2 separate regions of the Homo sapiens genome follow, and region 2 is linked to region 1. Evidence: chromatin contacts called from ENCODE Hi-C data. All regions are on one chromosome and are shown on one strand. The core of a region is the stretch at or near the end of the contact, and the rest is flanking DNA. Distances in the headings are between cores, read along the strand shown. Region 1 overlaps PCCA (propionyl-CoA carboxylase subunit alpha). Region 2 overlaps PCCA (propionyl-CoA carboxylase subunit alpha).

Region 1 (2,700 bases), core at 158-2,657:
TAATTTAAAATGAAAGAACTATTGGTTTTCTTCCTTTCACTCACTGATGCTTATTCCCTAACTCTTTAATATGAGAGGCTTACAGATGACATTATTATTATATGGTAGACAACCTAACAAGGTGATACTTAATCTTGCTCAAGTTTCCAGATAAACCTGCAGCAGAACTATGATATATGATCCCTAACAATTCCCCCACTATCACTTATTTCTCTTAAAAGATACTCATTAAAATCAGATTATCAGAGACTTCACTATTTCCTCTTCTGCTGGACCCTTGGGGATAGGGCGGGGGTGGCAGTGGACAAAGATTGCTGAAAACATTCTGACAAGTATAAGGTGCCCTAAAAATATCCAGGCAAGAGGTCTGCTTCTGGGACACAGTGTAGGGGAGGCTGCAGGCTTGCAGTGAAGCCCAGGGCTCAGTTTTGTGGCATTCTGAATATGGCGTGGCAGCAACAGCGCAGCATGGCTGGAGGGAGGGGCTGGGCAAATAACCCAAGTACATCGTGATAGGAATCCTGAAGTTCTGACCAGTGAAGGTCTGGGTCAGGATGAAGACCACACAGTATGGGGAACTCCATGATGACTGCAGGCAAATACAGGTGATCCTTGGAATCCATGGGAGGCGGGTTCCAGGAGCACCACCCCCGCCCCGCCCTGCAGATACCAAAATCCGGGGATGCTCCAAGTCCCTGATATAAAATGGTGTAGTATTTGCATCTAACCCAGGCACATTCTTCCATATATTGAATCATCTCTAGATTACCTATAATACCTTTGAATTATAATACCTAATACAATGTAAATGCTATCTAAATAGTTGTTATCCTCTATTGTTTAGGGAATAAAGATGGGGGGAAAAAAGGCAGTACCTATTCAGTACAGATCCAAATCTTTTCCTCCCCGCTCCCCCAAATATCTGCAGTTGGTTGGATCCACAGATGCAGAGCCCATGGGCCGACTGTAGTAGGTCTAAGGACAGGAGAAGCCTCCTCAAGGCTTTCAAAGCCTCAACAGCGAGAGATGTTACTCAGTGGTTACCCACCCAGGCCCTCGTAGCAAAGCCTCAGGAAGACTGCGTGTGAGTCTACGTTCTCCCCATGCCAGCGCCGCGAGGCAGATCTAAGCATCATTCCCAAAGGCCTCTCTCACTGCTCCCAGACCTCACCTCAGCAGAAGCTGGGGATAGAAGAAAACTGAAACACATTACCCCAAAGAGACTGTTTAAACCAACAGAGGCCAAGATCCTGTTTACTCACAAATTTTTCTTCCCACCATCCACTACTAAAGGTAGAGGGCCTCTGACAAAGATGATAGGTGATAGAAAATACACTACATTTCATCATCTACACAATGAGTCATGAGTAGAAATTTGCAACTTCCCTACACAACTGAAACAAGGAAGCTATCATGACTCCAAATCATAAACTGAAACCTATCTGCCAGTATAAGCGGGGCAAGGGATGTGTGGAAAGCCATCACAGGCCTTCTCAGGCTTCTAGCAATACACAGATACATAATCCCGAATAAGAGGTACAGTGATTCTAATGATGCTAGCATCCAAGGAGGGAATCTAGATGGAAGTATAGGCCAAAGGAGAAGTAGAGAATGTCTCTTTGAACCACGGGTTAATACCAGAGAAAGGTGGGCTGGCTGAACCGAAGAATCCTTGTTACCATGCCAGATCCACTGTGTACATGCAACCCTTCAGTCAAGGGTCACTGAAGGGGCAGATGTGGAGTGGAGGTGGCATTTCGTGATAGACTCCGACACGAAGAACCAGCCTACCCTTTCAAACTAAATAACAGATTTGGTGAGAAATGACTAAGTAACATGTCCAAAAAAAAGGCTGTAGCCTGCTTCACCTACCCTCCCGGCCTATTTCAACATAAACAACACTCAGAAAACAACCAATACTCGATGTCTGCATACAATTTGGAAAAAAAAAAAAAACTCAGAGAAAAAGGTAAATTAGTAGCATATAACACAAGAACTACTCAAAGAAACACAGGAAGAGTTCAGATAAATAGTTCTCCAAAGTCTCAAAGGCAACCATAGGAAACGTGACCCCTCTTAAAAAAATAAAAATAAAAAAAGAGCTCAAAGAAGAAAAACAAAGGTTCAAAGAAGAGATTATACAACAACAGAAGGAAATGAAAGTCAAGCTGATAGAACTCAGAAAAAAAATGGAGAGAAAAATAACATTATTGAGATAAAAGCCACATTAAGAAGCAACCAAAAATAGAATAAATGTGACTAAAAGAAAGATAAGGACTGAAGAAATCATATAAAATGAAATAGATAAGACTAACAATATAAAACCAATTTACTGAGAAGACAACAGATATGGAGGAGGAAGGGGGTTAGAAAGAATATGTAACTGTCCAAAGAGGCTCACAAAGCAAAAAGAACAAATGTACATTCAAAGATACATAACAGGATAAAACTTGTCAAAATAAGTAAAACCTGGAATTTGTGGATTGATTATGTTTATAGAACTTTAAGGCTAGAGAAAGAATTATGGCCAGGCATGGTGGCTCACGCCTGTAAGCCCAGCACTTTGGGAGGCCCAGGCAGGAGGACTGCTTGAAGCCAGGAGTTTGAAACCAGCCTGGGCAACAAAGTGAGACCCCATCTCTACAAAAAAAATTTTTTTTACTTAGCCAGGCATGATGGCCAGTGCCCGTAGTCTCAGCT
Region 2 (2,700 bases), core at 106-2,605, 94 kb before region 1:
CACAATCATTTAAAATGTGACCTGCCACATTTAATGTTAAATAGTATATAACAGACACTGAAAAAGTTATTAGGAACTTTTGCTGTGTGAACCCTACAGAAGCCCTTCAAATAAAACACAGCTTCTGTGTTTAGGGCAGGCTGAGTGTTTCAAATGAATCAGTGCACAAGGCCCTGCCACACCAAGCGCCCCGAGCGGATTCACTACTTCTCAACGGCCACCCCACATCTCTTCTTCCTGAGGTTTTTAAACTGTGTTCAAATTGTTTACTTCACAAAACAGATTTGTTCATTACGATTTATGTGACACTTTTTTTAGAACTTATTGCCAGGCCCACCATTCTACGATTGGTCAAGTTTTACTTCAGCTAAGCTAAACAGAAACATGATAGATTACTGGAATTTAAACGATAAAAAGTAACATTTCAAAGAAAAACAGAATACTTGTAAGGCCCTTAGTTGTTTTAGGGTCCTTATTTTCCTTGAAAATACACCAAGGAGACTGACTCCATTATCTTCCCACCCATAAAAGGGGAACCTCGCCCGGCTATTGTTAGTGCGGAGGAAAACACAACACGCCCCGCGGTGTTAAAATCACTTAAAACCGCAAAATTTCAACGTGACAGGTAGTGTTTCCTCACAATGGCCTCAAGTAAGTGACGTGCCTCTGGTCCAAGGAAGCTTCTTGTGTTTTAATTACACTAAGCAGAATTTAACTATAGAAGTTGCGCTAAGAGCCGACGATGAAACTTCTCAGGCTGCATTGGGTTTCGGTATTAGTGGTTTGGGACATTTTTCACAAGCAGTAATTCAAGAGAAAAGGCTGTTTCATCAAAACACAATGGCACAGAATATGAAAGGAAGTTCTGCAAGTACCAAAAAAGACAAATAAAAGCAAGTATACGCCCCACCTGAGCAGCCCCCGCAAACAGAACTTAGGAGGGAGCTGACAGATCCCGAGGTCCTGAGCCTGTTCACTACGCGTGCCCCCCAGGTACTCTGAATTTAAAGGAATGCATAAAATATAGGCCCCGTTGCTCTGCCGTAACATATTTTTAACAGTTCTCAAACCATTCTTAATGAGTACACACATTTAATTATTGGTGGGTGTTTTTAATATCTGAGCTACATCAATGAACCAAGGACTGATATCACATTGTTCCCATTTACGAAATGCCTTGCTTTTCTACATTCAATTATTAACCAGGAAATGGAACGTACAAAGGCCAAACCCTTTCGGTATGTGGGAAAGTCAGATCAGGAGCCAGCAGCTGTTAAAGAAACCAGAAGGCTGCGCTGATCTGGCCTTGGGAGCGCCCCGTTTACTGCCTCTGAGCAACCTCCTTGAGGGCCGTGTGAGGGGCCAGGGCTGCAGTCTCACCCTCTTGCCCTCCAGGCTTGAGGCAGGAGTGGTCTCCCTCATCCCTGCCCGCCCTCCCTCCACTCCGGTTTGGATTCAGGTGTTAGAAAAGGATTTAAGGAAAACACTTACTTGAAACACACACACACACACACACACACACACACACACACACACACACGATTTTATAATTAAAGCCACACAATTAGGAGTGGAAAGCTCAGGCTGGCAGTATACAGACTAGATAGATGCCTTCCAGAAAAAAAACTTAAGAAAAATGAAAAAAACAAAACAAAACCCTTATATTGTTTACGAACCTACATATCTAGTCACTAGAAGATTCCACTGACAGCTCTGATAATGTCACGTGCAAGTGAACGATTCTTAATGTCAAGGCCACGAGACTATCCTCTTACGACCCTAACTCTGGAGAAGGAAGATGTCCTCCCCTGAATTTTACACACATTACACACACACACACACACACACACGTAATTTTTCTTATGGCCTCTCCCAAATCCTTAACACGTGGGCATTAGACAGTCTTAAAGAGGGCTTTCTTCCAGGAGTATCAATGCTTTCACAGCAAACAACAATTCACAGCCACGTAGCCTCTTTTATGCCTTTCTGAAAAAGTGGACAGTTCTATTTCTGTATCACCAGGTAAAGCAGCTGTTAAGTCGGTTTTCTAACTTCGCATATTAGTTTCAGGGCTGGTCATTCAAACAACTAAAACTGATCATGTTTTCTTAATATTCACATTTATTGCAAATACTTTTCTAGAAGCCAATGCCAACTACCTGATTTTTTCCTCAATGTTAAGCAGATATTTTATCTGTACTATTGAGAAATCAGGAGGCACTAAAATGTAAGTCCCAGTGACCTGAGATACAAAACGGAATCACCACCTCATCCATGAGAGACAGTCATGTCCGGATGCTATTTTCCTGCACATGAATAAAAATGCAAGTATTTAAGTGTACCTGGAAATCTGGTTGCCTCCTAAATTGTTTTCTTTTCACTTTTGCTGCTCATCAGTAGAGATTTCTATCCATGTTCTAAGAAAATGTGTGCATCCTATCAATTCATCCATGTAAGTTATCTCGAGGAAATAATATAGCTTTGATTTGTGCTTTAATGTCACAAGATCAAGATGAAAAACTTCAAACTGTGATGCTACATTTTATTTACCAAGTAATGGAAGTGCTCTGGTACTGTACAGATTGCAGAATTAACCTTTCCTCAACTCTTCTTCCCAATTAGACATTTGTTCCAGGAATCATGCAAAAAGTTCCTCATCGGAGTATTATTCCCTGGCATGACTTCAATGGATGCTTTGAG

Evidence for each region. A loop is a pair of places that touch in the nucleus more often than their neighbours do. Pooled maps may share reads with other maps.
Region 2: a map of CD14-positive monocyte shows a loop between it and region 1 (2.6-fold over the local background). The contact joins two enhancer-like sites. A Hi-C loop is called at or near these places in 1 of 168 maps with a recorded cell type or tissue (CD14-positive monocyte), 5 of 37 single-sample maps with no recorded cell type and 10 of 50 pooled maps.

What each region holds. Positions count from the first base shown.
Region 1 is chr13:100,422,263-100,424,962 of GRCh38, reverse strand. The region is part of intron 19 of PCCA (propionyl-CoA carboxylase subunit alpha); the gene reads right to left. Among named protein-coding and RNA genes, the nearest start is that of PCCA-AS1, 57 kb to the left of the region's middle. Within about 2 kb of position 1,407, at least 2 of the 41 ENCODE cell types and tissues checked have a DNase peak (open chromatin) inside an H3K27ac peak, as active enhancers do.
Region 2 is chr13:100,515,887-100,518,586 of GRCh38, reverse strand. The region is part of intron 22 of PCCA (propionyl-CoA carboxylase subunit alpha); the gene reads right to left. Among named protein-coding and RNA genes, the nearest start is that of PCCA-AS1, 36 kb to the right of the region's middle. RefSeq lists a silencer at 1,058-1,352 and enhancers at 1,058-1,352, 801-1,525. Within about 2 kb of position 1,355, at least 7 of the 41 ENCODE cell types and tissues checked have a DNase peak (open chromatin) inside an H3K27ac peak, as active enhancers do.